2 separate regions of the Homo sapiens genome follow, and region 1 is linked to region 2. Evidence: read pairs that join two places in POLR2A ChIA-PET (ENCODE). Cell type or tissue: PC-9. All regions are shown on one strand. Each heading gives the region's core, and the rest is flanking DNA. Links, peaks and the distances in the headings are about the cores only. Region 1 holds the start of TNS4 (tensin 4). Region 2 has its middle 15 kb from the start of EIF1.

What was found. Peaks named below come from ENCODE experiments on the same cell type or tissue, not always from the same donor. Only the 100,000 strongest peaks of a DNase experiment are listed, where the experiment ranks them.
Region 1: POLR2A ChIA-PET joins it to region 2 with 8 read pairs; 2 of 35 experiments call an interaction of 5 or more read pairs at or near these places.

Annotation. Positions count from the first base shown.
Region 1 is chr17:40,500,320-40,516,211 of GRCh38, forward strand. It overlaps TNS4 (tensin 4), which reads right to left and starts at 1,304. Exons shown (of 13, transcript NM_032865.6): 1 at 1,215-1,304. In PC-9, for the core only: no CTCF peak of the experiment used is centred there; DNase peaks (open chromatin) are centred at 10,172 and 11,942; H3K27ac peaks cover 759 bases.
Region 2 is chr17:41,665,568-41,681,459 of GRCh38, forward strand. No RefSeq gene overlaps it. Among named protein-coding and RNA genes, the nearest start is that of EIF1, 15 kb to the right of the region's middle. RefSeq lists enhancers at 1-145, 146-663, 184-273, 694-823, 13,157-13,386 and 1 more and a silencer at 394-633. In PC-9, for the core only: a CTCF peak has its summit at 13,820 (motif pointing right); DNase peaks (open chromatin) are centred at 12,964 and 13,684; H3K4me3 peaks cover 892 bases; H3K27ac peaks cover 2,598 bases.

The DNA of each region.
Region 1 (15,892 bases), core at 7,128-12,127, 1.2 Mb before region 2:
TGCGTCGCCCTTGGATGTACCAAGGCAGGGCTCCATCTTACTCCTGTATTCCTGAATGCTGCCCCCTTCGCGGCCCCGCACACTCCTCTAACTTGCTCTTTCTTGCTGTAAGTGGTGGGGAGAGTCCCTGGGCCCGGGGCTCTGTGTGGTTGGGAGGCACGGGGCGGGGGCAAGGAGGGCTCCAGCCACCTCTGCTCTATTTGTAGGTGCCCCCTACCCGCTCCCACTTCTGATTCTGACTCAGATCTCTTTCTTTGTTCCCAAGGACTCTGGGGAGTCCTGGTGCCTTGGCAAATCCCCTCTTCCGTGTCATTGCCAACCTCTTCTCCTGACTTACTCTCTCCCAATGAGCCCAGGTCAGTGAAGGGAGAGGGTGGGGCAAGGGTAAAGCCTGAGTCTCCCCCAAAGCACTTTGCCTCATTAGCCCAATCTCCACTGCACCCCCTATTTTTGAAAACTGGCTCCCGATCTTCCCATCCCTCCCACCCAGACCCGGTGACGCAGGACGTGGACCTCAGGCAGGGACCCATAGGACCAGTGAAGGCCAGCCGCCCCATCTCCCAGTCCTGTCTACCTCTGAAGTGCCCAGAGGGCTCCCAGAGCGCTGGGAGGCGAGAGGCCTGGGTTCTGTGTCCAGTCCCTTTCCATGACCTCAGGCAAGCCTCTTCTCTGTGGCCCTCAGCTCTCTCATCTATTTGCCGAGGGGCACAGGTTTAGTTCCCTTGAACTGCTGAACTCCGCGGTCTGTGATCCTGAGACCATCTCTGTCTCATCCACATCCTCCACCCCATTTCTCCCCACCTTCACTCTGAGCCCTGAGAAATGGAGAAGCTGAAGACAAAAGGTTAAATGAGGCTGGGCTCACGCCTGTAATTCCAGCACTTTGGGAGGCTAAGGTGGGAGGATCACCTGAGGTCAGGAGTTTGAGACCAGCCTGGCCAACATGGTGAAACCGCGTCTCTACTAAACATAAGAAAATTAGCCGGGCATGGTGGCAAACATCTGTAATCCCTGTTACTTGGGAGGCTGAGGCAGGAGAATCGCTTGAACCCTGGAGGCAGACGTTGGCAGTGAGCCGAGATCGCGCCACTGCACTCCAGCTTGGGTGACAGAGCAAGACTCCATCTCAAAAAAAAAAAAAAAAATGTTTAAATGAATCAGGGCCAGCAAAGGTGCTCCGTGTTCCTCTCTTCTTAAAGAATAAAGGCACCTACCTGGTGTCCACAGGTGGGCAGACTGTTGCCTTCACTACTGGCTCCTGGGACCAAGACGACTCAGAGTCCAGGTGAAGAGTCAGGAGAGGCGCCAGTTCACCTCCAGACCTGCCTTAAAAGCAGCTTGCCCGCCTTCTCTCCTCCCCTCCGGGCGGGCCCTGCACGTGGCCCTGACAGCAGTAGGCCCCACCCCTGCTGGATCCAGTGAGCTCAGGTGGGGCTGGCACAGGCAGCAGGAAGGGAAGCACTGGGTGGTGGGTTTTGGGTCTGGGTGTGTGTGAGGGGCTCCCAAGTTCCTGCTTGGGCTTCTCGTGGCACCACATGGCCAGGGAGTCCTTGCTTGGACAGGGCATAGCTAGAATCAAGGTGTGCAGTGGGCACTCCTCAGGTGCTGGCTGGGGCAGAGGCCATGGGTTGGCAGAGCTGGCAGAGAGTGAGGGCCTTGACAAAGCAGGATGCCAGTGGGCAGGAGACCCTCTGCAGTCCCCCTTTGTGCTGGGTCACACTGGGACAGGCACAGGGTAAGGGCCCACTGGAAGTAAGGCTAGGCACGAGCTTGTCTTTTCTTCTTTCTCTCCTTTTACAGTAATGACTCTAGCTTGGGATGGGGCCTCTAACTCAAGGAAAGGAGGCTGAAGTGTCTGGAGGGCTTTGAGAAGGGGCTTATAGCTGTTCCTTCACTCATGGGCTATCTCTGTCCCTCGTCTGGTCTGTGCCCCAGGGTGGAAGTTCCCTGAGGGGAGGACATTGGAGGGTGAGATCAGGAAGCCCAGAAGTCTGGTCTGGTAGCTCCTTCTCCATGGTTCCAACTCTCTCCCTGTTCTAGAGGGGCAGGGGTCCTAGAATGTTGTAAGGAGGTGTTCAGACATGGTGAGGGGAGGGTGCTGATGGCAGAGCCTGGTCTGGGAGCGGTCTGAAGTGAGGGAGCTGGCGAAGTCTCCAGCCCAGGGACTCATGGTGATCCCAGTAGGCTAATCTCAGGGGTGGGTTGCCCCATGCCCCCATTATGCCCAGTGGAAGGGCTTCTGGCCTTACAGTTTTTGATGCCCTGGGGTTTCACTGAGGCATGGTGAACTAGTGCATGGGAGGCCGGTGAGCAAAGCTATGGAAAGTTATATAAGGTGCCCCTTCCTGATGGTGACATAAAAGGTGTCCCTAGGTGTCCATGCAGCCTTGTTGGCACATGGCTTGATGAGCAATTATGTCTTTGGATGAAAAATGTGGTGCTCCTGCCCTGGAGTGGATGTCACTGCACATGGCGGCTTCCCCCATGAGGCTGTGGCTCATGATTGTGGGAGAGTGGGAGGGGCGACTCGTGAGTTTCTTGAGTGGAAGGGGCAGGTTACAGTAGGGCGAAGTGTTGGGCAGAGACTGTGGCAACTCCGGGGTAACCCTGGCCATCTCCCCTGGGGCTGGTATGGATAGCCTCTGCAGTGGTTCTTCAGGGCCAGGGGGTCCTCCAGCCTTACAGACCCATACCTGGGGGTTATGGTCTTTCTTGGCAGATTGGCTCTTTTGTTTCACACCCAGCTGCTTCCTTTAGCTTAAGATGGTCTCAGAACAGTGATTTCAGCCCCAGCTGCCTCACAAACCCTGCCCAACACCACATCACTGCCCTTTGCCGTGATCATCAAGGGATGGATGGAGTGGCATTTCTTTATACATCTATAGATATGACATTTTTTCTTTAGCCTATGGATGTGATAGATTACATTAATTTACTTTTGAATTTTGAACCCTCCTTGCATACCTGGGATGAACCCCCTGGTCATGGTATATAATTCTTTTTTTTTTTGTGATGGGGTCTTGCTATGTTGCCCAGGCTGGTCTCAACCTCCCGGACTCAAGTGATCTTCCCACTTCAGACTTTGGAGTAGCTGGGATTACAGACATGTACCACTATGCCTGGGTCTGTATAATTCTTCTAATACATTGTTGGGTTCAATTTGCTAACATTTTGTGGAGGATTTTTGCATCTATGTTCATGAGTGATATTGGTGTCTAGTTTTCTTTTGTATCTCTGGTTTCAGCAATGCTGGCCTCATAAAATGAGTTGGGAAGTGTTCCTTCTGCTTCTATCTTCTGAAAGAGGTTGTAGAGAAGTGGTCCTATTTCTTCCTCAAATGTTTGGTAGATTTCACCAGTAAAACTGTCTGGTCCTGGTGCTTTCTGTTTTGGAAGGTTATTAATTATTAATTCAATTCTTTGCTAGATATAAGCCTATTCACAGCATTTCTTTTCAACCTCAAAATACACTATTTCCCTAGTTGACGGGGGCACCTTGTCCTACATCTACTCTTCTGAAAGAAGGGATTCCAAGTAGATTAAAAAAAAAAAGTCCAGCCTATATTTTGATGTATTCTGCATGTCTCTCACTAAGGGAGAGGGAAAATCAATTAAAGAAACCAAGAAATGGCCGGGTGCAGTGGCTCACGCCTGTAATCCCAGCACTTTGGGAGGCCGAGGTGGGTGGATCACGAGGTCAGGAGATCGAGATCATCCTGGCTAACACAGTGAAACCCCGTCTCTATTAAAATACAAAAAATGAGCCGGGCGTGGTGGCGGGTGCCTGCAGTCCCAGCTACTCGGGAGGCTGAGGCAGGAGAATGGCGTGAACCCAGGAGGCAGAGCTTGCAGTGAGCCGAGATCGCACCGCTGCACTCCAGCCTGGGTGACAGAGCAAGACTCCATCTCAAAAAAAAAAGAAACTAAGAAATGTAATTTCTGACTGAGTTTTTTTCTTGTAGAGAACCCACATTACTCATTCATTCAAAATACATTTATTTGGCTGGGTGTGGTGGCTCACGCCTGTAATCCCAGCACTTTGGGAGGGCACACTGCCGAGGTGGGCAGATCGCCTGAGATCAGGAGTTTGAGACCAGCCTGGCCAACATGGTGAAATCCCGTCTCTACTAAAACCACAAAAACTAGCCAGGCATGGTGGTGGGCACCTGTAATCCCAGCTACTCGGGAGGCTGAGGCAGGAGAATCTCCTGAACCTGGGAGGTGGAGGTTGCAGTGAGCTGAGATTACGCCACTGTACTCCAGCCTGGGTGTCAGAGTGAGACTCCATCTAGAACAAACAAACAAACAAATAAACAAAAAACAACAATTTATTGAGTGCCCCTGCATTCAGATGTTAGGATATAGAGATGAATGGGACAAGGCTCCTGCCCGCAAGGAGCACACTGTTCATGGGGGAGTATGACTCATAGACAGAAAGGCCCCCAAATCTCAGCCTGGTGCAACCAAGAGGCCTACAAAAGGCTGGAGCTGAGCCATCTTCTGTCAGCGTTAGTCGTGTGTGGATACGGAGCGCCTGAAATGTGGCTAGTCTAAACAAAGATGTGCTGTGGGTGCAAAATACAATTCAGATTTTAAAGACTCAGTATGAAAAATTATATGAAATATCTCAATAGTAATTGAATAATTTTTTTTTTTTCTAGAAATGCAGTAACATTATGTTGCCCAGGCTGGTCTCAAACTCCTGGCTTCAAGCTATACTCCCACCTCGGCCTCCCAAAGGGCTGGGATTACAGGCGTGAGCCACCATGCTTGCTCAGTAATTTTTTATATTGATTGTGTGTGGAAATGATGCTGTTTTATAGATACTGGGTTAAATAAAAACATTATTAAAATTAATTTCCTCTGCTTCTTTTTACTTTTTAAGATGTGTTTTATTAGTTTCTCGAGACTATCGTAACAAATTACCACAAACCTGATGCTTTAAAACAACAAACATTTATTCTGTCACAGTCTGGAGCCTGAAATTGGACAGAGCCATGCTCCTTTCAGGGATTGAAAGGGAGAATCCATTCCTTGCCTCTTCAAATTTCTGGTGGCTGTCCTGGAATTCCTGGGCTTGTGGCCACATCACTCCAGTCTCAGTCTGTGTCTTCACATCTCCTTCTCCTCTTCTGTCTGTCTAATCTCCCTTTGCCTCCCTTTTATTTTCTTTATTTTGAGAGAGGGTCTTGCTTTGTTTCTCAGGCTGAAGTGCAGTGGTACCATCATGGCTCACTGCAGCCTTGAACTCCCAGGCTCAAGCAATCCTCTTGCTTCAGCCTCCTGAGTAGGTGGGACTATAGGCACATGCCACCACACCCAGCTAAGCTTTTAATTTTTTTGTAGAGATGGAAGTCTCACTATTTTGTCCAGGTTGGTCTCAAACTCTTGGCCTCAACTGATCCTCCCACCTCAGCCTCCCGAGTTGCTGTGATTACAGGCCTGAGTCGCCACGCCCAGCTGGACACTGGGTATATTTTTTAGCAGCTGTTTTCTAACATCCAGTGTTCAGCTTTGTGGGCATGAAGAGCTTGTTGCTGAAACAACTTCCTGAATCAGTTGTGATGATGGTTCTTGAAGTCCACAGACCCTGAGCGGCTTCTGATTCTTTTATTTTTTTCTGAGATGGAGTCTTACTCTGTTGCCCAGGCTGGAGTGCAGTGGTGCGATCTCAGCTCACACTGCAACCTCCACTTCCTGGGTTCAAGCGATTCTCCTCAAGCCTCCCGAATAGCTGGGACTACAGGTGTGCGCCACCATGCCCAGATTTTTTTTTTTTTATATTTTTAGTAGAGACGGGGTTTTGCCATGTTGCTAGGCTGGTCTGGAACTCCTGACCTCAAGTGATCCGTCTGCCTCGGCCTCCCATAGTGCTGGGATTACAAGTGTGGGCCACTGTGCCCAGCCACTCCTGATTCCTTACTCTCCTGATGGTACCAGAGGGCAAGACTCCCAGGTGGGTTGCTCGGCCCCTGTGTTCTGGGAGCTATTCCTGCAGTGCAGCTTGCTCCTCTAGCCCTCTTGATCATTTTCTAAGGACAGAATACTGCATGAAATTCCTCTCTGCTTACACTAGCTAGTGTGGCTTCTGTTTCTTGCAGGTGACTGATGAGAATGGGTGGGGCCAGGGTATAGACTGGCCTGAGCAGTGGGAATTTTCTGTGGTGGGCAGTGGAGATACACGGGGAGCCTTTAAGCAGGGCAAGGTCAGGGAGGGAATGACATGAGCATATGTGTGCCTTAGGGAGGTTCTGTTGCTTCAGGGAGGTGCTGAGCCCCCTGAGAAGGTAGCAGAGGTGCAGACTTCACTGCTTTCTGGGAGTCCCTCTTCTTTGGGGTTAAGACAGACCCAAAAGATTGGAGAGAGATGTTCTTTGCCTCAATGGGGCAGGTCATTGACTTTGAGTGTTTAGCCTCCTGAGCATTCTAGGCTTTATTTGCAACATGCAAATCTAAAATGAATAGCAGGGAGGACTTTACAGTACAGAGGATAGTGAGAATTTTGGTAACCAAAAACCAGGCTCAGGATCAAGAGAGAACAGAGCAGGTAAAAGCTCGGCACTGGCGCTCTGGGTGTCTGAATTCACACTTAGTCTCCATTGCCAATTTACTGTGATACTCCAGGAAAGAGAGTTACCCTTTTAGGGCCTCTGAAGTCCCTCTGAGAGGGAGGAAAGTTTTCCTCCTCCTGTTGTGTAGGAGGGGTGAGGGGCAGTGGCGAGAGAGGTCCTTCTTTTTCCAGGGGAGGAGATGATGTTCTTTCCAATGGGGCTGCTCTCAGGTCTTATGCTTTTGGACCTCTGACCCCCCTAGCTATAAAATGCACATGCCTGGCCGGGCGCAGTGTCTCACACCTGTAATTCCAATACTTGGGGAGGCTGAGGCAGGTGGATCTGAGCCTCAGGAGTTTGAGACCAGCCTGGGCAACATGGTGAAACCCTTGTATCTCCTTAAAAAAAAAATTAGCTGGGAACAGTGGTGCCTGTCTGTAGTCCCAGCTACTTGGGAGGCTGAGGTGGGAGGATCACCTGAGCCCAGGTAGGCTGAGGCTGCAGTGAGCCATGATGGTGCCACTGCATTCCAGCCTGGGTGACAGAGTGAGACCCTATTTCAAAATAATAATAATAATAATAATAATAATAATAACAACACATGCCTGAAGCTCTAGTCAATGGCTTGCCTCTGCAGGGCAGGTAAAGTCCAATTCAGGAACATCTTTATTATGAAGGCTTACATCCAGGTCAGGGTGACCCCATTCATTCTCCAACCCCAGAATGGAGGGCCCCTCAGGCACTGCCGCATCCTCAGACTCAAACTCTGTTGTTCACACATCCCATCGGTAAAAAATGTTGAGCAGGCAACCTAACAACTATTTGTTTATAAATTACAGATATATAGGCCAGGTGTGGTGGCTCACGCCTATAATCCCAGCACTTTGGGAAACTGAGGTGGGTGGATCACTTGAGGTTAGGAGTTCAAGACCAGTCTGGCCAATATGGTGAAACCCCATCTCTACTAAAAATATAAGAATTAGCTGGATGTGGTGGTGCACGCTTGTAATCCCAGCTACTTGGGAGACTGAGGTGGGAGGATCACTTGAACCCAGGAGGTGGAGGTTGCAGTGAGCCAAGATCATGCCACTGCACTCTAGCCTGGATGACACAGCGAGACTCCATCTCAAAAAAAAACCCAAAAACATTAGGTACGTGGAACTTTACAAATTATATACATGAGCTATATATACATAAATATATTAGTATTTACATTACAAAAATATATGTACATTATAAAATATGTTATGCTCATTATACGTATATGTGTAAACTATATTATATACATTCTAAAATTTTAAATAAAGATGAAGAAAAAATACATTGAATCTTTTTCAATGATATATTTAAAAGTAATTTTATGGCATCTCATTTAATTAAAACCCTTTTGTTCTCACAATGAGAGCAACGTGATTGAATATGCTTGTTTATTTTTGAAACTCCTGGTTTGTGAAATCTGAAAACACTTTGTGGAACAGTGATTTGAATGTCTCATTCTAAATTCAGTTTATTTCAATATTCAGTTTTAATGGTTGTCACAGCTGAAAAGAAGGCCTCACGAAGATACCTAGATCCAGACGGATGGGGTGCATTGTGGGCTCAGCTCATTAAATCATGACATTAATTTTCAATTTTCAATTTCATCCACCAATTATGCAAAGGTTTTGTTCAAAATTGGCTTGCAAATTTCCATCTTCTCTCATGTCAATCAGTTGTTCTTGCAAAGAAATTGGAATATGTTGCATTATAATACTTTCAGCAAATGGCTTTTAAACCCACTCAAACTCTTCATTTAGAAGATTTTTAAGCAAATTAAACATTTCTTTTTTAGTTCGTTGTTTGAAGGGCAGATATGAAGGATCTTGGGAACACATGAGGTTTTCAGCCACAAAATCATGTAACAATAGGAACACTTTCAAACCTTATTTTCAAATGCTCTGTCATATTCTTTTCCTTCCCCCACAGTTGCTTCCTTGATAACTTGGCTGCACTTCACCTTTATCCTGATGAAAAGAGATTTCATTTTTGGAAATCTCTACTGTAGCACTCAATAGGCAATACTTGTTCTTCCTTTGTGATATGGCAAATGAGGCGATCTTCTACTATTTTCTTGCTGTTTCTTTGCAGAAATCTTTTTAGGCCGTTTATCCTTTTTTTTTTTTTGAAGGAGGGCTAATTTAGTTTGAATCAGGCAGTATAAACTGGGATATGCAGACATCAATATGTCACAATACATTGAAAGTGAGCAACAGAGTGAGAGTATAGCCCTCAAGTTCTCTGCCTGATGGAGTGACTAATTCAGGGGACATAATTGGCCAACAAACAGACTGAGTGAGGGTGCCTAGGTCAATCTGTATGTTAAATATTAGTTGACCTGAATTTATTTATTTATTTATTTTTCTCTCTTTTCTTTTCTTTTTTTTTTTTTTTATTTTGAGACGGAGTCTCGCTCTGTCGCCCAGGCTGGAGTGCAGTGGCGTGATCTCGGCTCACTGCAAGCTCCGCCTCCCGTGTTCACGCCATTCTCCTGCCTCAGCCTCCTGAGTAGCTGGGACTACAGGTGCCCGCCACCACGCCTGGCTAATTTTTTGTATTTTTAATAGAGACGGGGTTTCACCGTGTTAGCCAGGATGGTCTCGATCTCCTGACCTCGTGATCCACCCACCTTGGCCTCCCAAAGTGTTGGGATCACAGGCATGAGCCACTGCACCCTCCCTCTTTCTTACTTTTAGATACAAATACATGTATATGAATTCTAAAATTTTCTTTCCACATTCCGCAGTACTTTTGGAGTATGTATGTGCAACCTCATTGGACTGACAGGTGAGCTGAGGCTTAGTGTGGGGGTTGCCTATGGGCTCCATTGCCAATGGGGTGATAATGCCAGACTGAAACTCAGGTCCTTGCCTTCCACGATCCTCCCTGGACCCTGACAGTGTGGATGTGGAGGTGATGCAGGGTAGCCTGTGCAAGCCCCACCCCTGCATAGGGTCCTGTGGTCCTAAGAATACCTGTCTCCCTGGACTCAGGGCCAGAACCTCAACATCTGCTCTGCTCTGTGCTCTCTGGGGAGCAGCACCGGGTGAGCCCAAGAACAGGTGTGGTTCTGATTAGAATGACCCTTTCTTTTCCCACTCCCTTCCTTCCTCACGTCAGAGCCAGGCCTCTCAGACCAAGTCTAGATCACCGTGACCAGGGGTAAGTTATGTGGGCCTCTCAGAACCAAGGAAGTTGTTCTTGGCTTTGGGACATAATTTGCTGATTTGTACACCTCAGTTAGATCTGAAAAGCAAATCAGCCATCTGTGCCCAGAAACAGATAGGCGGGGGGCTGGGCACTGCCGTCCTTGGGCTTGCCCTCCTGGACCTCTCGCTGTCCTTGGAGGAGGGGAAGTGCAGGGCTGCTCTTGGAGGCATCGGTACCTGTGCAGCAATGACCCAAGCTGCTGGACCGTCTGTCCAGACGCTGGCCAGGAGAAGGGCATCCCCGGCCAGCTCGTGTGCGATCCTGCATGGCCCTAGGCCCAAGGTGAGCTCATGGGATGAGTCAAGCCTCCTGCTGAGCCTGGCAGCTGAGTAAGAGGACATGCTGTGCTCTCACACCTCCCTGGCCCCACCGCGGCATGCCCACCTTTGTCTTCCCTTCTGGGGTTTGGCTTGTTGTCACTGACAACATGGGGCAGCCCTTTTGCACACGGCATCCCTGGAGCCACGTGTTAACTGTGAGTTAATAAATGGGTGTTGTTTTAAGCCACTAAATCTGTGGTCATTTTTTATATAGAAGTAGAAGATGAATACATACCATAAGTCTAAATATTCAAAAGTCATAAGTCAAGCTTACAAACTGTTAATAAAATATGTTCTATCCATCTACCTTGATTTTTTTTTAAAATAATGACTGTGAAGGCCAGGGTCAAAATCATAATTCTCTGACAACTAGGAGTTCTGTGCCAGGAGGTAGCTGCCTGGGGAGGGCTGGCCCCTGGATCCCAGTCCCTCGCTGGTGGTCTGGTCCTTTTACCTTCTCATTCCTGGCTTCATCCTGCACCAGAAGTTGGGGGACAGAAGAGCCTGGAGAAGCCAAATTCTAACCGCTCTCCTTCAAACAGCTATCCCTTGGGCCCAGGGTGTGACTTGCTTTGGGGAAATTAACCTGGAGAAGAGTTTCAGGGCTGTATGGGCAGGAATACCATGGTCCTCCATGGGCAATGCATGGTCTAGAAGGGAGGCTGTGGTTCTGGTGACATCCACTCGGACCCACAGATTCTTCATTCTATGGGGGTGACCAGAGCAGAATTCCTCTATAGCCGGGGACCCAGGCCAAGGGCCTTTCATTTTGTCCTTTTATTGTAGTAAAATATGTATGACATCAAATTCACCATTGTGAATTTAATACATTCACAATGTTGTGCAACCACCACCTCTATTTCGGTCCAGAACATTTTTATAGCCCCAAAAGGAAACTCTATACCTATTAAGCAGTCACTCCCATCTCCCTCTCCTCCAGGCCCTGGCAACCACTAATCTGTATTCTGTCTTTATGGCTTTACCTATTCTGGATAGTTGATATAAATGGAGTCACACACTATGCAGCCTTTTGTGTCTGGCTTTTTTCACTTAGTATAATGACTTCAGGTTCCTCCATGCTGGAGCTCATTTCAGCAGCTCATTCCTTTCTAAGGCAGAATAACATTCCATTGCACGGATAAACCGTATGTCCAGGGGCCTTTCCTGCCAGGATCAAAGATGGTATTGGGCTGGGGCTTGGGAGAGGTCAGCTGGTGACTTTACCTCTTTTTCTTTTTCTCCTCCATGCCTCTTGGGGTTTGTCACTTTAGAATATGCTGCTGAGGCTTGGGGACCCAGGGAGACAGCCTGTCTCACCATGTCCCCTAGTCTTTGCAACCTGATCCTGAATCCTGCCTGGCGGTGGCGACAACATCAGACAGAGCTGGAGCTGGTGTGACCCCATCCCAGGAGGATGCTCCTATTTCGGGGATCCCAGCTGTCTCTGGTCAGGGTGCCTCAGCAGAGTCTAGGAAAAGCCAAAGCCCATCTCTGGTGACAGCTCTGAGGTCCGACAGTGGGGAGAGGTGGTGGGTGGGGGGAAGGAGTTGGGCTTGCTCAACTGCCGTGCCTGTAGGGCGGAGGGAGTCCATCCTGGCACGGGGCACAGCAATCGGACCCAAGCCCAAAGAGATGCTTAGCTCTTCACTTGTGGAGCCTATTTTCCAGAGAAATTTAATTCCACATTGTTTTTTCTCTGCTCTGCAGACGCCTCGGAGTTCTGTGCCAGGAACCGAGCTGAGGAACTCAGCTGAGGAAACCACGGGAATCTCATTTGAAGAGGAATTTGGCCCCTGGAGCCCCCTCCCCACTCACTGGTGGGAGGGTGCCAAGACTTCAGTCGCCGCCGCCACACCAGCAAACCCCAAACCACAGGAATGCAATGGGGTCACCTGGGGACAGAGGGAGATGGATGGACAGCGAGTAGGCAGTGAGCCCTTGGGCCTGCATCGCATGGGGTCTGCTATTTTGTGACAAAAGCACTGGACTTGGTCCCCAGGCCTCGGTGTGGATTCAGGCCTCGGTGTGGATTCAGGCTTGCCACTCGGGTCATGGGGTCTTGGGTGGTCACGTCTGTGGCTAACCACGCTCACCTGGCCACTCTGGCCTTTGGACCAACTCGGGCAAGGAGCTGAGCTTGACGGGGAGGGAAGCCACGGATTGGGGTGGACGGAGGCGGTGAGTGAGAGTAGAGTGTTCTGGTCTCCAGGCTCTGCAGGCTGAGCAGGGGAGGCACCCAGCACTTGTTACCCAGGGAAAGGAAACTATGTCGATAATGATTTGTCAGCTATGGGTCAAGGACTGCTCCAGGCACTTTTTTTTTTTTGAGACGGAGTCTCGCTCTGTCACCCTGGCTGGAGTGCAGTGGCGCAATCTCGGCTCACTGCAAGCTCCGCCTCCCGGGTTTCACGCCATTCTCCTGCCTCAGCCTCCCGAGTAGCTGAGACTGCAGGTGCCCGCCACCATGCCCGGCTAATTTTTTAAATATTTTTAGTAGAGACAGGGTTTCACCGTGCTAGCCAGGATGGTCTCAATCTCCTGACCTCGTGATCCGCTCGCCTCGGCCTCCCAAAGTGCTGGGATTACAGGCGTGAGCCACCACGCCTGGCCCGCTCCAGGCACTTTATATAATACATTGCATTTCTCCTTACGGTGGTCCTCTGGTGTGGCTGGCATCATTCTCTTTTATAGACAAGGAAACCAAGAAAGGAGAAGGGGACTCCCCTAGAGTAACAGGTACCAGGGGAGGGGCTGGGCAGAGGGTGGTCATCCCCGAATGCTGAGTGCTCCACACCATGCCACTGGCCCCCGACTCAGTCCTCAGACTTGTTCCTTGGTGAGATCACAGTTGAAATAATAGTTTTCTTCCCCTTAACTCCTCCTAGTTAAGAAAGGAATCATAGTATTTTTGAGCTGGAATGGACTTGGGTACAAGTTACCATTTTACAAACGGGAAAATTGAGGCTCAGAGAGGAGAAGCAGCTTTTCCATTTGAATCTTCAAATGAGATTCCCGTGGTTTCCTCAGCGGAGTTTCTCAGCTTGGTTCCTGGCACAGAATTCCTAGGCGTCTGCAGAGCAGAGAACAAACAATGTGGAATTAAACTGCCCTGAAAAATAGGCTCCTCAAGTGAAGATCTAGAAGACCTTCCTGACTTTTATCACCCAGGAAGATAGCAGATCTAGCTCCAGATGCTCTCTGGCCATTTGGGCCACATGGGTAGAATCCAGGGTCCCTGAGGCCAAGGCTGTCTTTAGTGCCCAGTGGGACAGAATCTCCTTGCTCTGCCCAGGTTCCACACCTGTCTGTTGGTGTGACCCTGCATCCAACCTGAGAGGCCACTGATGGTTTGGTGCACCCTGTCCCCACTATTATAACCCTGCTGGGAGGGTTCAGGAGTGCCATGTTGGTAGATGAAGCACTGCTCTATTTTGTCCCTCACCTTAACAGGCACATGTCACCTGTACTTGGTGGCTCTATCCAGCAGAAGGAGAGAAGGTGGGAATGAGTGTCATCGTGGTTCAGACACTGTCCAGTGGGGTCACCTTAGCTTAGTCACTTCATATATGGAGGGATTCCTGGGAGCAGGCTCTGTGCTAAGGTGCTGGGGAAACAAAAATAAAATAATGTCCCTGTTCTCAAGGAGGAGCTCACAGTCTAGTGGAGAAGGCAGACCTGCAGTTTAACGATGGCTATTTCATGATGTCCTTGCTCTGCCGAGGAGGAGGTGAGCAGCACAGTGGGAGCACGGAGGGAATCAGGACCTCCGTGCTCCCACTTGCTAGAGGAGGCAGGGCTGAGATACAACGAGAAGGGTTATTTGCCAGGTGGACAAAAGCAGAGGTCATTGAGTTTAGAAAGTGGGTTCAGGTTGGGTGCAGTGGTGCACATCTGTAGTCCTAGCTACTTGGGAGGCTGAGGTAGGAGGATCCCTTGAGCCCAGGAATTTGAGGCTGCAATGAGCTATGATGGTGCCACTGCACTCAAGCCTGGGTGACAGAGTGAGATCCTGTCTGAATAAACAAACAAAAAGCAGCAGACTCAGCAAGTGCAAAGGAATGAACATGTGGCAGGGAAATGTGGAATAACTTGGAAGAGTTGGATAATACAAAGTGGCATGTTGGCAATGATGGTGCGGGGATGTTAGGCTGGCGAGGCATTGGGAAGCATGAAGGATTTCAAGCAGGGGATGGACACAACCAGATCTGTGTGTTGGAAAGTCTGCCTGGGCTGCCCCACAGAGGGCATGATGGGGGTGGGGAGGACACCTGGAAAGCTGATACCATGATCTGGGTGAGATAGGGTGGGGTAGGGGAGTCACCCTAAGGCTGGGCAGTGAGAGAAGTAACAGGATTGAGGGATTGTGCTTAGCTGGTTTGGGCTTGAGTGACTGGGTAATTGGGGGCACCATCCATCCCAGTAGGGAAACAGGAGGTATGTAGGTTTAATGGTGAGGATGGAGATGCATATGCATTAAGTTTGAGGACCTGATGATTTGAGGTGCTCATGGGACATCCAAAGTGAGATGTCTGAGGGAGAGCTGATATAAAGATTTGGAGGCCAAATAAAAGTTAGGGCTGTAGTTTGATATTTGGGGCTCATCATCCTACATCAAATACAGATGAGTTAAGGGGCCACAGAATGCTCTGGAAGCTGCACAGGATGACTTTGGTGCCCTGTGCATCCACCGTTGGCATTCGCTGTTCCCCTGCATGCTGAGGCTTCTGCCTGCATCCCTGCAGTTCTGCCAGAGGCCTTCTCTGCAGACAGAAGCAGGCTGTCTGTCCTGTGCATGGGACAGGTTAGGAGTGTTGTGGAGTTGATGACCCCAGGAGCAGCCTTCAGCCAGTGACAGATGCGAACTGGATGATGAAAACCATCTTTACTTCCTGTAGGTGTGTTCTGCCATCTCTCAGGGGCTTCCAGTGGGATTGCGTTTGAGTTCCCAGTTGCCCACAGGGGCTTGTCAGTCCTCCTCCATTGGCTTCCTCCCCCTTTCTGTGTCACTCTTCCATTTCCCTACAGTGCTTCCTGGGATCACCTGCCAAGTCAATGAATCTCATGCTCATCCTTGTCTCAGAGTCTGCTTCTGGGGAACCCGTTCTAAAACACTGGTTTCCTTCAGTAGGATGTGCGTCTGCATTGACTGCTTCCTGTCTTGATTGCTTCTTCATGTTTCCAGCATGTCTTGACTCTCAACTGGCCTGGAAGTGGCTTCAGGGTGTTTTCATCTCTGTGTCTCCAGCACCAGGATGCCAGGGGAAGGGATTCCTCAGCAAGCGGTTGTTGGATATATGAATGAATAAACCCACCAGTGGCTTCTCATTGCTTTTAGGATCGAGACCCAACTGTTCAATAAGCTTCACAAGGCTCCTTCCCACCTCTCCACCTCCACGTCCCGCCACCCTCCCCCACCCTCTGATGGTGCGTGTGGCACATGCCGGTCTCTGCCTGACTGCTCCTTCGCCAAGCCATCCTCTTGACACAGTACTAGTTCACACCTCCTCCCCCATCCTTCCCTTAGCACTCCTCCATTTCCCACTCCCCGCCCCCTTCTCAGAGAACTCAGGCATCCTCTCTGCAGCAAAGATGTCCCTGACCACCGTCCCCAGCCCAGACCAGTTGGGGCCCTACTGTTCTAACCTCCTGTAGCACTCTGTGTATTTCTTCATGCTCCCTATCATTGACTTCGGTTATGAATTTTTTTTTTTTTTTTTGAGACGGAGTTTCGCTCTTGTTGCCCAGGCTGGAATGCAGTGGCGCGATCTCGGCTCAC
Region 2 (15,892 bases), core at 10,719-15,718:
CCTTGGATTCATCATGGCTTCGACATCGCCGGCCCTGGGCCAGTGTTCGAGAGCATGGCCCCAAACAGTTCTTGCTCTGTTCAGCTCCCCACATTGCCAAGCTGCGAGCGGGCTCTCTGTGCTTCCTGCCTTCTGTCTGCCTCGCCTGTTCTCTCCAGGTAGGCGGCTCCTCCTCCAAGCTCCCCCAGCCCTGGGCTGACCTCTGTCACCTGGATGGTGGGTGCGGGTTCTCCGGGCATGCACCTCGTTCCCCTCTTTACTCCCAGCAGTGGCTGAAACTTGTGGGTGCTTGATCGTGCTAGTTAAATGAATGAACATGTGGTGGTTACAGGCAAACCCACAATGCCACACAGGACACCGACCAACAACTGAAAACGGTGACAGCTGCCCTTACCCGCAGCTCCCCAGCGTAGCCCTCCCCCATCGCAGCCAGACCGGCTTGCCCACTGCGCAGCAAGGCGGAGCCCCGCACAGCTAAGCCCGGGCGTGGTGCTCGCGGCGCCCTCTGCTGGCCGGGCCCACGGCCTCCTCCTGCGCACGCGCGCCGCCACCCCGGGACCAGACCTAAAGGGAGAAGGCGCGATCTGGGGCCCTCCCTCCGCACCCCCTCGCCCCGAGAAGCCCCAAACCCAGGTCTTTGACCCTCATGAACATCCTTTGTCCTTCCTCTCTCCTGCTCCCCCTGCAAACATTTTAGGCATCCCTAAATGATCACCAGCCCTCGCCTGCTCTCTTAGCAGGCCTCCAGGTGGGGTTAGAATTGTCAAATGCTGGCACAGGACGAAACCCTAATAATAATAACTATGATGATGACGGCAGCTGCTGCTGAGCGGGCACTTTGTGGTTACCTTAGCAACCTTCCACCATCCAGGAAGTGCAGCCCCTTCTTTCACAGGCGGCAGCTGCAGCCAGAGGCGTGCGGGGACTTCCCAAGGTCACACAGCAAGAATCCTAAGAAACCCGGGGTGTTTCCTCTGCCTACGTGGAGCTAACCCTGCCTCCAGAAGCAGGGGCCTTGAGATGGGAGCAGAGCGATCTGGTGCCCCGGAAACCCCACCCCCACCCCCACCTTGCCCCATGCGCAGCGAACGTGGCTACATTTCCTATCGTTTGTCCAACCCATCATTTTGCCTTTGGGAAAATTGCAGGGGAGGTGGAGGCCAGAGGACAGGGAGACAAACGTTCGTGGGCATCTGCCACGAGCACATTTGCCACGCTTTGTGACAGGCCCTTTCCCGTTACACACCACACCTGCCCAGGACCGCAGCACAGAACCAGGACCCAAACCCGCCGACTCCCTCCCTAGTGCTCCTTCCTCACCCCCCACCCCCTCCCCCCTCCGCAAGTTCTCTCTTGGAAAAGGGGCCGCTGGGAAGGGGAGGAAACGCACTCACTACAGGACTCCAGGTGGGGTCCAGAGGCTCTGCCCCTGGTGCCTCTTCCCCAGCCCTAAAGCCCCCAGCCCTAGAGAGGGGACCCTCCTGCACAACATCTCCAGGGGACCGGGTACTCCACTAGGGTCGAGAAACGTTGAATAGTGCGGTGGGTGCGGGAGGCGCGCCTAGGTGCCGAAACCCGGTCTGTGCTGCCATCCTGTGGCCATTGCAGGAAGTGTGCCTGTCAGGCCGCTCTGCATTGAACCTGAAATGCCGGGTCACCCTTGGGTTGAGTGAAACCGGGCCCCATGCTGAGGCTACAAGGGACATAGAAAGGGACAAGACGCAGCCCGTGCCCTGAAAGAGCTTACAGTTCGGTAGGATGGCCTTCAAATGACATGATCCAACACTCAACTCGGCGCCAGATACCGCCCAAAATAGAAGATCGTGCAAAAGGTTCCAAAAGGTGGAGGCAGCCTGCCCCGAAGCACATCGAGAAAGCCCTCCTGCAGCAAAGCCGTGTCGAGACTGGGCCTTACAGGGCAGGCGGGGCTGGGGCAAACAGAGATGAAGGAAGGCGCTCCAGGCGGAGAGACCAGCCTGAGCAAAGGCACAGGGGCAGGAAACACGGATTCTCAGGAATCCAGCTTGTCCCAAGTCTAGGTCAACTGTGAAGGGGAGAGCAGCATGGCCAGGTCCTCCAGTGCCCAGGTAGGAGGTTTCACTTAACCCTTTAGGCCACGCGGCCAACAAAGGTCTTTGAGCAAGCCAGCAGCTTGACCAGAAGTCTGTCCAGGAAAAGAGCATGATAGCTGGGGAACGGGGGCAAATGGGTGAGGTTTCAGAGCAATTAGGAAGGAAGGAGAACAGGAGGAGGCATGAGCGACGCGGATGGTGGTGCCACTGGCAGAGCTGGGAAGTCAGGGGCCACGCAGGGGAGACCAGGGCTGGGGTTTAAGTTCCTGGCAGAACATCCCAGTGAAGACGTCCTTCAGGAAGCCAGAAAGAATACATTAATAAAAGAGGAAGTAATAGTTATTGCTCATATGTGTACAGACTTTATAGTAAATAAAGCAGCTTAATCCATCATGCATTTGACTCATATTTTATTTATTTATCTTTTTTTTTTCTTTTTGAGATGGATAAACCCCACCCCCTTGCCCACCCTCGTGGTCTGGCCCCTGTGCACTGCTCCGGCCCCTCCCCTTCCCAGTGTCTTATGATGGCCTCTGGGCCTTTCTAGTCAGCTTGGGCCCACGTCTTCCCTTTGCCTGGCTGAGCTTCACTTGCCCTGTGGTCTTAGCTTAGTGGTTCCTTTTTCCAGGAATCCTTCCTATACCTTGCAGGTTGGGTTGGGTGCCGTAGCTGTGATGCCCCTGCCCCGTACACCCTTGACATTTGCCCATCATGGCCTGTATGGTGCGTGACTGTGGTCTGTCTCCCCACCAACTTTACTTCAGTGTGGCGGCTGGGTCTTATTGACCACTCACCCCAGTGGCCTGCTCAGTATCAGTCAATGAACATTTCTTGAATGGAAGACCTGAGTGAGGAATGTGAAGCCCTGCGGGACCTGCTGGCACAGCGCAGCAGCCGAAGCGGGGGCAGACAGAGGCATCCGGGAGGGCCAGAGCTGGTCTCTGAAGGCTGGTCTCGAACTCCTGACCTCATATGATCCACACACCTCAGCCTCCCAAAGTGCTGGGATTACAGGTGTGAGCCACCACACCCAGCCTGGAAAGTTTATTTATTCAGGTCTGTTGCAGCCTCACTTCCCAGTCTGTGAAGATAAGAGCTAATTTCTCATCCAGAGAAGGGACCTCCGAGAGGAATCTTTATGGCTTACTGCATACAGGAAAAGACAGGTCAGCTCGCCCTTTCTAAAACTACAATTTCTCCAATATTTACAGCTCAAAATAATCACTATGCCAATTTGGCATATTTGGGGATGGCACGTTCTTCACTCCGTTGGGGGACTTCAGTGAATACGGTGTTAGATTGCAGTGAGGGAGACAGATATTAACTAACAGCCAAAATAAATAAGTAAATTACAGGGTGTAGGAGATGATGTCCTGGAGGGAAATGAGCAGTAATGCAGAAAAAGGGAGAGGAGGAAGACTGCGGGGAGGGGTACAATTCAAAATAGGGAGGTCAAGGCTGGGCACGGGGACTCACACCTATAATCCCAGCACTTTGGGAGGCCGAGGCAGATAGATCACCTCAGGTCAGGAGTTTGAGACCAGACTGGCCAACCTGGTGAAACCCCGTCTCTACCAAAAATACAAAAAATTAGCCAGGCGTGGTGGCACGCGCCTGTAGTCCCAGCTACTCGGGAGGCTGAGGAAGGAGAACCACTTGAACTCAGGAGGCGGGGGTTGTGGTGAGCCGAGATCACGCCACTGCACTCCAGCCTGGGCAAGGAGAGGGAAATTCCATCTAAAAAATAATAATAATAATAAGAGAGGTCAGGACAGGCCTCATACAAAAGTGCTATGTAAGCAAAACCTTAGACTTTGAGAAAGAAAGCCATGGAGATATCTAGAGGGAAGCTTCCAGACCCCAAGGTGGGAGCATTTCTGACATGCTCTAGGCCCAGCTGGGGGCTGGTGTGGCTGGAGTGGGGACGGAAGGCCAAGTAGTTGAGATGAGATGAGCAGAGTCACAGGCACTGGATCACAGGGGGCCTCCTAGAATGTGGTGGAGACTGTGGCTGCTGTGTCGAATGAAGGTGCCAGGGAGCAGGGACAGGAGTGAGACCCACTGGGAGATGAGGAAACTACTCCAATAGTCCAGGCGAGAGAGGATGGTGGCTCAGATCAGAGTGGAGCAAAGGAACCCTACACTGAACTGTAGGCTTGAAAATGATGTACAGGTGGCAAGAAGCAACGAGACACTGGAGCTAACACGCAGGGAAAGCCCCCAGACGTCCCAACAAACTGTAGTGGGCGGAGGAGTCAAGAATGCTATTACTGAGAGGATAGAGCTGCCATGAACAATGGGAAGGTTGTGGGCAGGAGCTGTTCAGTGGCAGGAGATTAGAGGTTCAGTCTGAGTCATATTGAGTTTGAGATGTTTATTAAACATCAGTGGGGGCCAGGCACGGTGGCTTATGCATGTAATCCCAGAATTTTAGGAGGCCAAGGTGAGTGGATCACCTGAGGTCAGGAGTTCAAGTCTAGCCTGGCCAACATGGCGAAACCCCGTCTCTATTAAAAATACACAAATTAGCCAGGCATGGTGGCACGCACCTGTAGTCCCAGCTACTTGGGAGGCTGAGGCAAGATAATCACTTGAACCCAGAAGGTGGAGGTTGCAGTGAGCCAAGATGGCGCCACTGCACTCCAGCCTGGGCAACAGAGTGAGACCCTGTCTCAAAAAAGAACTAAATGAATAAATACTGTTTTCCAACCCTGTGTGTTTTCATGCCCACTTTTGCACAGGAAGGAACTGAGAATCAGATGGGTGAAGGCACTTAGCCAGGCGGGAAGCTCCCAAGAGCAAAGCCCTGGCCCAAGGATCCTTGCCCCGGAGATGTTTCTGTGTGTTTTTTTGAGACAGTCTCATTCTGTCACCCAGGCTAGAGTGCAGTGGCATGATCTCAGCTCACTGCAACCTCTGCCTCCTGGGTTCAAGCAATTCTCATGCCTCAGCCTCCCGAGTAGCCTGAACAGAGATGTTTCTGGTTCACTGAGCTGCTGTGATTCTAACACCCCCTCTGGGGAGAGATCTGGAAATATAAACCCATGAGAGCTGAATTGAACTAACGTGCAACTTTAGGAATCTTTTTTTTTTTTTTTTGAGACAGAGTCTCCCTCTGTCACCAGGCTGGAGTGCAGTGAGAGAGCACAATCACAGCTCACTGCAGCCTCGACCTCCCAGGCTCAGGGGATCCTCCCACCTCAGCCTCCCAAGTATCTGGGACCACAGGCATGTGCCACCATATCCAGTGTATTAGTTCATTCTCATGCTGCTGATAAGGACATACCCTAGACTGAGCAATTTACACAAGAAAAAGGGTTTTTTTTTTCTTGTTTTTATGGGTTTTTTTTTTTTTTTTTTTTTGGAGACAGAGTCTTGCTCTGTCCCCAGGCTGGAGTGCATTGGCGTGATCTCATCTCACTGCAACCTCCGCCTCCCGGGTTCAAGCAATTCTCCTGCCTCAGCCTCCCGAGTAGCTGGGATTACAGGTGAGCACCACCACGCCCAGCTAATTTTTGTATTTTTAGTAGAGACAGGGTTTCACCATGTTGGCCAGGATGGTCTCGATCTCTTGACCTCGTAATCTACCTGCCTCGACCTCCCAAAGTGTGGGGATTACAAGTTTGAGCCACCGCGCCCGGCCAAGAAAGAGGTTTAATGAACTTACAGTTCCACATGGCTGGGGAGGCCTCACAATCATGGCAGAATGAGAAGCAAGTCATGTCTTATATGGATGGTGGCAGGTAAAGAGAGAGAACTTGTCCGGGGAAACTCCTCTTTAAAAAAACATCAGGCAGCCATAAAAAATGATGAGTTCATGTCCTTTGCAGGGACATGGATGAAGCTGGAAACCATCATTCTCAGCAAACTATCACAAGGACAAAAAACCAAACACCGCATGTTCTCACTCATAGGTGGGAATTGATCAAAGAAAACACATGGACACAGGAAGGGGAACATCACACACTGGGGACTGTTGTGGGGTGGGGGGAGGGGGGAGGGATAGCATTAGGAGATATACCTAATGCTAAATGACAAGTTAATGGGTGCAGCACACCAACATGGCACATGTATACATATATAACAAACCTGCACATTGTGCACATGTACCCTAAAACTTAAAGTATAATAATAATAATAATAATAAACATCAGATCTTGTGAGACTTATTCACTATCAAGAGAACAGCATGGGAAAGATTCGCCCCCATCATTCAATTACCTCCCACTGGGTCCCCACTATAACATGTGGGAATTCAAGATGAGATTTAGGGCCGGGCACGGTGGCTCATCTTCTTCATTTATCACATTGTTAAAATAATTGGGAGGCCATTAGACTGAAGCCACTCTAGTGCCCTGGGTTTCTTTTTTTTTTTTTTTTTTTTGAGACAGAGTTTCACTCTTGTCACCCAGCCTGGCGTGCAGTGGTGCAATCTCAGCTCACTGCAACCTCCACCTCCTGGGTTCAAGCAATTCTCTTGCCTCAGCCTCCCGAGTAGCTGGGATTACAGGCGCCTGCCACTACGTCTGGCTAATTTTTAGTGTTTTTAGTAGAGGCGGAGTTTTGCCATGTTCGCCAGGCTGGTCTCAAACTCCTGACCTCAAGTGATCCACCCACCTCGGCCTCCCAGACTGCTGGGATTACAGGCATGAGCCACGGTGCCCGGCCTTGTGCCCTGGGTTTCTATGTAAGTAAATCAAAACCCATCTCAGTATAGATGGGTTTAACTAATCAGAAACCACCACAAGTTACTACTAGCAAGGGACTTTCCATGCGAATAATCTGCATTTGAACCAATCAAATAGTTTCTTTGCTCTGCTTCAAAGTTTACCCTATACAATTTTTCCTTTATGCTCTGAAACACCAGAATCCCCCAGTCTGGGATTCATCCCCCAGTCTGCCTGATTCATGAATCACTGTCTGCTCAAATTAGCACTTTTTTTGTTTTGTTTTGTTTTTGAAGAGACAAGGTCTCACTATGTTGTCCAGGCTGGTCTTGAACTCCTGGGTTCAAGTGATCCTCCCACCTCAGCCTCCAAAAGTGCTGGGATTGCAGGCATGAGCCACCTCACCTGGCCAGCTCTTTAAAATTCTAATATGCCAGTTTATCTTTTTTTTTTTTTTTTTTGAGACGGAGTCTCGCTCTGTCACTCAGGCTGGAGTGCAGTGGCCTGATCTCAGCTCACCGCAAGCTCCGCCTCCCGGGTTCACACCATTCTCCTGCCTCAGCCTCCCAAGTAGCTGGTACTACAGGCACCCGCCACCACGCCCAGCTATTTTTTTGTATTTTTAGTAGAGACGGGGTTTCACCATGTTAGCCAGGATGGTTTCGATCTCCTGACCTCGTGATCTGCCCGTCTCGGCCTCCCAAAGTGCTGGGATTACAGGCGTGAGCCGCTGCACCCAGCGCAAGTTTATCTTTTAACACCTGGAATACTTCTGTTACCAGAAAGGGGTCCTGAGTCCTGATCCAGACCCCAAGAGAGGGTTCTTGGAGCTACTGCAACAAAGAATTCAGGGCAAGTCTACACAGTAAAGTGAAAGCAAGTTTATTAAGAAAGCAAAGAAATTTAAAAATGGCTACTCCATAGGCAGAGCAGCCCCAAGGTCTGCTGGTTGGTTATTTTTATGAATATTTGTTGATCTCATGACAAATATAGGGTAGACTGTTTATCAGTTTTCTGGGAAAGGGGCAGGGGTTTCCTGGAACTGAAGGTTCTTCTTCCTTTTATACCATATTGGGCAACCTCCGGGCATTGCCATGGCATTTGGGAGTGTCTTTTAGCATATGCTAATGTATTATAATTAGCATATAATGAGCAGTGAGGATGACCAGGGGTCACATTCATTGCCATGTTAGTTTGGGTGGGTTTTGTCTGGCTTCTTTAGTGCATCCTGTTTTATCAGCTGGGTCCTTGTGTAACTACTGTCTTCTGCAAGAATCTATTATTATCTGATATATTATCTTTTTTTTTTTTTTTCAGACGGAATCTCGCTCTGTCGCCCAGGCTGGAGTGCAATTGCTCAATCTCATCTCACTGAAACCTCCGCCTCCCGGGTTCAAGCAATTCTCCTGCCTCAGCCTCCCGAGTAGCTGGGACTACAGGCACCCGCTGCCACGTCCGGCTAATTTTTTTGCATTTTTAGTAGAGACGGGGTTTCACCGTGTTAGCCAGGATGGTCTCAACCTCCTGACCTCGTCATCTACCCACCTCGGCCTCCCAAAGTGCTGGGATTACAGGCGTGAGCCACCGCGCCCGGCCTCTAATATATTATCTTTATCTTTAAAGCAAAACTCACACTAAGAATGCTCTAAGAATGCTTTTTGTTGTTTTTGTTTTTGTTTTTGTTTTTGTTTTTGTTTTTGTTTGAGACCGGGTCTGGCTCTGTCACTCAGGCTGGAGTACAGTGGTATGATCTCAGCTCACTGCAACCTCCATCTCCCGATTTCAAGCAATTCTCCTGCCTCAGCCTCCTGAGTAGCTGAGATTACAGGTGTGTGCCATCACGCCCGGCTAATTTTTTGTATTTTTAGTAGAGACGGGGTTTCACCAAGTTGGCCAGGATGGTCTCAAACTCCTGACCTTAGGTGATCTGCCCGCCTCAGCCTCCCAAAGTGCTGGGATTACAGGCGTGAGCCACCGTGCCCGGCCTTGTTTCTTAAGGTATTGGTACATCAGGACATTTCCTGGGTCTGTTCATTAAACACGATTAACTTGTTTGTTCCCTTAACTGTAAATTTTTTTGTTAAAAAAAATCAGTTCAAAATAATCCTTATGCTGAAGAAGTATATTTGGGGCAGCATATTCCGGTCTATGGTCATATTTTGGGGTGGCATATTCTGATCTCCTACAATTTAAAGGTATAATTTAAAAATAAAAATAAAAATTTCAGCCAGATGCAGTGGCTCACACCTGTAATCCCTGCACTTTGGGAGGCCAATGTGGGCAGATCACTTGAGGCCAGGAGTTCAAGACCAGCCTGGCCAACATGACAAAACCCTGTCTTTACAAAAAATAACAAAATTTAGCCAGGTGTGGTGGCGCACGCCTGTAAACCTAACTACTCAGGAGGCTGAGGCAGGAGAATCACTTGAACCCGGGAGGCAGAGGTTGCAGTGAACCGAGATCACACCACTGCACTCCAGCCTGGGTTACAGAACAAGACTCCATCTCAAAAAAAAAAAAAAAGAAAGAAGGAAAATTTTGGATGTTTCTAACCCCTCCTGCTCTCTAGAGGTTCTATAAACCTGCAACCCTCTTTTTTTTTCCCCAGTACTGAAATAGGTCTTGGCTGTACACATTTGGGGGCAAGCAGGGAGCAGGGATAAACTGACCTGCAAAACCAGAGACAGAAAAGTTGAAGGTCTGCAACTGGGAGGGGATCAAAGGAGGAGATGAAGGAGCCAACAAAACAGGTTCTAGATGGGAGAAAGCAACCCCCATAGAGAGGTCAAGAGGGATCTAAGCAAGTTAAGACTTTTGAGATATGGGGTGTGTGTGCATTTGTGTGTGTGTGTGTGTGTGTAAATGCCCTCCCCCACCTCTTTCAGGGGTCACTGAGTAAAGTTTACATCACTCACACTGAAGCTGTCCTCACAAGTTTGACAAAAACTCTGGATAGGAATACAGGTATAATTAAGCATTAATCGGGCTGCTCTTTGGCCCAGTTCCTTGTAACCTAAAATCACCTAACACTCAGTACTGAACATCTGCATTTCCATGTTCCTACAGATAGGATCTCTGACATTAGAATCATGAGACTTCTGTTTAAGAATTGCTGAAGATGGCCAGGTGTGTTGGCTCATGTCTATAATCCCAGCACTTTGGGAGGCCGAGGTGGGTGGATCACCTGAGGTCAGGAGTTTGAGACCAGCCTGGCCAACACAGAGAAACCCCATCTCTACAAAAATACAAAAATTAGTTGGGCATGGTGGTGCATGCCTGTAATCCCAGCTACTAGAGAGGCTGAGGCAGGAGAATTGCTGGAACCCGGGAGGCGGAGGTTGTAGTGAGCCCAGATTGCATCATTGCACTCCAGCCTGGGTGACAGAGTGAGAATCTGTCTCAAAAAAAAAAAAAAAAAAAAAAAATTGCTGAAGATGTTTCTCCAATCCTGAATTCCAATGGAACAGCTGATGCCAACCAGTTTGAAGGTTCCCACGGAGTAATCAAATTAGCATAAGAATGCAGTTTCTTCATTTCCCTGTAGGTGAATTCACCTTGCACCAATCAATGATCAGTTCCCTCCAAAACCCTTAAAATTCCTAGCCCCAAACTCCTCAGGGAGATGGATTTGAGGTTTCCTCTGGTCTCCTCATTCAGCAGCCCTACAATTAAGCCTCTTTCTCTGCTACAACCCAGTATCTCAGTTACTGGCTTTCCATATGCACATCGAGCAATAAACCTACTACGGTTATAACTTGTGTTTTAAGTGAAAATGAATTCTTTGGGGAGACTGTGAAGAGCTGCCGAGGACTGCACACAGACTGACACAGCACAGAGCAAAGGGAGCCTCAAAGAATTTGGTGTCTTCATAAATCTACACAAAACCAGATGGAAAGAGGCCAGAATGGGTCCTGGTCATCTCTGGGTGGTGACTGATTTAACAGGTGATTTTTTGGTTGCTTTGCGACTTTTTAATTTTTTATGCAACAGGCATTGCGATATTGAGATATGATATGAAAAGTTGTTTGATATTGGTCCCCAGTTCCTGGCACAGAGCCCTAATGTAATATAATAAATTAATATTTGTCTTTTGTCCCCAGCTCTTGAAATATCCCTGGAGCAACAAAAGTTAAAGGAACATCTTTTGTTATCAAAACAAGCCTGTTTCAACCACACAGGAGTTTAAGTTAATGAGTGACTTTTGGAAAGCCCCTAAGGAGGGGGGCTGGATGCCAGGGGAACCAAGCATGTGATTAGAGAAGTAGAACTTTCAGCCCCACCTCCTGGCCTCTGGGGAGGGAAGAGAGGCTTGAGATTGAGTTTAATCACCAAGGGCCAATGATGTAATCAACCATGCCTACATAATGGAAGCACCATAAAAACCCAAAGGACCCATCAAGGTGTTGGGAGGATGGTGCACCCGAAAGCACGTCAAAGCTCCCCACACTTCTCCACACCTCACCCTGTGCGTCTCCTCCATCCTGCCAGGTTTGTTTTGTTGTTGTTGTTGTTGTTGTTGTTTGTTTTGTTGTTGTTGTTAAGAAGGAGTCTGGCTCTGTTGCCAGGCTGGAATGCAGTGGAGCAATCTTGGCTCACTGCAACCTCTGCCTCCCGGGTTCAAGCGATTCTCCTGCCTCAGCCTCCCAACTAGCTGGGACTACAGGCACCCGCCACCACACCCGGCTAATTTTTGTATTTTTAGTAGAGACAGGGTTTCATCATGTTGGCCAGGATGGCCTTGATCTCCTGACCTTGTGATCCACCCGCCTAAGCTCCCAAAGTGCTGGGATTACAGGCGTGAGCCACCGCGCCCTGCCTGTTTTGAGTTTTGTTTTGTTTTGTTTTTTGAGACAGCGTCTCACTCTGTCTCCCAGGCTGGAATGCAGTGGTGCGATCTCAGCTCAGTGTAACCTCTGCCTCCCAGGTTCAAGCAATTCTCCTGCCTCAGCCCGTTGCTGGGATTACAAATTGCTGGGATTACAAGTGCCCACCACCACACCTGGCTCATTGTTGTAGTTTTAGTAGAAACAGGGTTTCACTGTTTTGGCCAGGTTGGTCTTGAACTCCTGACCTCAAGTGGTCTGCCCGCCTCGGCCTCTCAAAGTGCTGGTATTGTAGCAATGAGCCACTGCACCCAGCCATCTGCTGTTTTTTAGTTGTATTCTTTTATAATAAGCTGTCAGCCTGGTAACTCAACTGTTTTCCTGAGTTCTGTGAGCCATTCTAGCAAACTATCAAATCCAAGGAGGGGTTGTGGGAACTCCTGATTTATAACCATTGGCCAGAAGCACGTGAAGCGCAGACTTGTGGCTGGCATTGCAGTGGGACAGTCTTAAGGAATTGGAGGCTGCAGTGAGCTATGATCACACCACTGCACTCCAGCCTGGGCAACAGAGCAAGACCCTGTCTCTAAAAGTAGATAGATAGATAGATAGATAGATAGATAGATAGATAGATAGACAGACAGATAGATAAAATTTTAAAATGAAGTGGGGTAGTATTGTAGAGTTAAGCCATTAACCTGTATAGTCTTGCAATAGGAGTTCCACAGGACTGGTTTTGCAAGGTACAGGTCACGAAGACCCCTCTGATAAAACGAGATGTGGTAAAGAAGCCAGCCAAAACCAAGATGGTAATGAAAGCGACCTCTGGACTGGGCGCGGTGGCTCACGCCTGTAATCCCAACATTTCGGGAGGCTGAGGCAGGCATATCACGAGGTCAGGAGATCAACACCATCCTCACTAACACGGTGAAACCCCATCTCTACTAAAAATACAAAAAATTAGCTGGGCCTGGTGGCACGTGCCTGTAGTCCCAGCTACTTGGGAGGCTGAGGCAGGAGAATCGCTTGAACCTGGGAGGCAGAGGTTGCAGTGAGCTGAGATCGTGCCACTGCACTCCAGCCTGGGCGACAGAGCAAGACTCTGTCTCAAAAAAAAAAAAAAAAAAAAAAAACAAAAAGAAAGCAACCCAACCTCTGGTGTCCTTACTGCTTATTATATGCTAATTATAATGTATCAGCCTCGTGGTCAGCAACCCATTTTTGGGTCCCCTCTCACTGTCGAGAGCTTTTCTGTCCCTCAATAAATTCTATTCTGCCTTACTCACTCTCTGCTGTCCATGTACCTCATTTTTCTCAGTCATGGGACAACAATTCGGAACTCATTGAACTACGGGGGTAAAAGAGCATAAAAACTTCTTAGTAATTTTCCACCAATCTCCCTACCCTGTTCCTTGGCTATAAATCCCCAATTTTCCCTATTGTAGAGAGAGTGAAACCCAGTCTCTCTCCTCTGCTACAAAACCCCAATGTAATAGCTCCCCCTTGAATAAAGTCTTCCTTCATCTTTAACAAGTGTCATGAGTAATCTTTTCTTTAATGCCACACTGACCTGGGCAGGACATTCAGCACCTCCCCCAAGCTCTGGGAAGGGAAACCAGCAGTGACTACAAGGATGCCTGTATGGGGCCCTGGACCAGACCCAGACAATCTTCCAGGGCAGGCACCCCTTCCAGGTTAGGGGCACAGGCTCTGGATCTGAATTCCAGCCATGCAACTTACCAGCTGTGATCTTGCAAAAATGATTCCTCTCTATGATTCAGTATCTTTGTTACCAACAAAGCTGGTCCCCAGAAAATGGAGCCTTTCCCCGTTTGGTGTTACAAATCAATATGCAAAACTGAAAGTGAATGTCAAGCAGTGCAGGCTTTAGATTAGACGGTCATGGAATTGAGAAGTGGGAGCTTGGGCTCGGCTCCTGAGAGCCAGGAAGTCACAGATATAGGGCACCTTTAATGAAAGGGTTGGATATTAAAAGTAAGGGGAGGAATATTCATTTCTTTTCTGGGAATGGGTGGAGAACTCCTTGAAACTGGAGTGCCGTCTTCCTTTTTGTGTTTTTGTGGTTTCTTCCGGTCTTAGTCACAGTGATTGTTAACTGTCATGGTGCTGGTGGGAGTGTCACTTAGCACAGAAATTAGTTATAATGAAGTTAGAGGTTCTTCAGAGGTCAAGTGAGCTGCCTTGGATCCCACAAGTCTTAGCCAGTTTGGTCAGAAGGGGGAGCTTTTGACCTCAAGCATCCTGTTTCCTAAAGATAAGCAGAATTAAGGCAGGGTAGAAATTCACCTATGTCACACAGGCATTACACTGGGTAACATCCTCATCTGTAAAAGAAAATAACAATTCTCGCCAGGCACAGTGGCTCACACCTGTAATCCCAGCACTTTAGGAGGCCAAGGTGGGCAGATCACCTGAGGTCAGGAGTTCAAGACCAGCTTGGGCAACATAGCAAAACCCCATCTCTACTAAAAATACAAAACTTAGCCAGGCATCATTGTGGGTGCCTGTAATCCCAGCTACTCAGGAGGCTGAGGTGGGAGAATTGCTTGAACTCAGGAGGCAGAAGTTGCAGTGAGCCAAGATTGTGCCACTGCACTCCAGCCTGGGCTACAGAATGAGACTCCATCTCAAAAAAAAAAAAAAGAAAAGAAAGAAAGAGGGAAGGAAGGAAGGGAAAGGAAGGAGAGAGAGACAGAAAGAGAGAAAGAAAGAAAGAAAGAGAGAGAAAGAAAGGAGGGAGGGAGGGAGGAGGGAAGGAGGGAAGGAAGGAAGGAAGAAAGGAAGGAAGGAAGGAGGGAAAAGAAAGAAAGAAAGAAGAAAAGAGAAAAGAAAAGAGAGGGAGAGAAAAGCAGGAGGAAGGAAGGAAGGAAGGGAGGGAGGGAGGGAGGGGAGGGAGGGAGGGAGGGAGGGAATTTGTTTGAATCTTATGTTGTGTGCTGTAATGAGATTGTCCACAGTAGCACTGGCCTCCCAGACCCTCTCCAAATATGCACGGCACATCTGAGCTCCGGAGAGAATTGGGGTGCATGCCCCAAATGCTGGCCTCCATCAAGAAAACAGATAACCCCTTTATAAGAGCACAATCATCCCAGAGGTTCCTCGCTCAGGAAACCTGGTCCCTCTTGGGTGGCCAGGCAGCCCAGCAGGAAGAGGGCCACCACCGCTATCCTGCCAGGTCTCTGTCTGCAGAAGGACTAATGAGCTTTGTCAGGATTCCATGGGACAGGGTGTGAAACACTCAGCTAAGCTCGTAGCAAGAGCTCAACCACTGTAAATTTCACAAAATAAAAAAAAAAAAAAGACCGTACAAAACTCCTCTCAGGAAGAGTTTTATCTATGGTAGAGGGACAGCTGCTAAGCTGTTTGGGGCAAAGGATGAAATCGATGCCCCCCACTGCCCCGGTGCATGCTCAGGTGGCAGTATCTGTCTTGGGCTAGGCAAGTGAAAAGAGGAGAGAATTTCACCTTGTTGGCCCAGGAAGGGACACAGTTTGGGTGAGTGAATACTCAATAAGCCACTTGAGCAGGAAAAAGTTCCCTCGACATCCTTGGCCCGGCTTTGGTACATATGACCATCACCAAGCTGTCTTCTAAACTGGGAGCAGGGAGAGAAATATGCAAGCTCACAGCAGAGCTAAATCACTGGGAACTAGAGATGCTGGAGGCGGGGGCAGGAGACAAAGAAATGAGGCAGGTGGTGGCAGAGAAGGCTGGAAAGAACAGCCGTTCCTGTGACTAGGGCCTGCCATGTGTGTGCCAGCAGGCTCGCTTCAGCCTAGCATCCTGCTGAGCAGCACTGTCCAGTAGGAATAGAACGCACACCACACATGCAACTAAATAGCTCCTGGGGGCTCCCAGGAGCCACGTTTCTTTAAAGTAAAAAGAAACAGGTGAATTTAACTTAATAGTATATTTTATTTAATATAATAGATCCAAAATATTCTTATTTTAATAAGTAATTCATATAAAAAGTATTGTGAAGGCTGGGCACAGTGGCTCACACCTATAATCCCAACAATTTGGGAGGCTGAGGCACGCGAATGGCTTGAGCAGAGGAGTTTGAGACCAGCCTGGCCAACATGCTGAAACCCCATTTCTACAAAAACATACAAAAATTAGCCGGGCTAATTCGGTAATGTGCGCCTGTGATCTCAGCTACTCAGGAGGCTGAGGCAGCAGAATCGCTTGAACCCAGGAGGCAGGGTTGCAGTGAGCTGAGATTGCGCCATTGTACTCCAGCCTGGGCGGCAGAGCAAGACTCCATCTCAAAAACAAACAACAACCCGGGTGCGGTGGCTCACACCTGTAA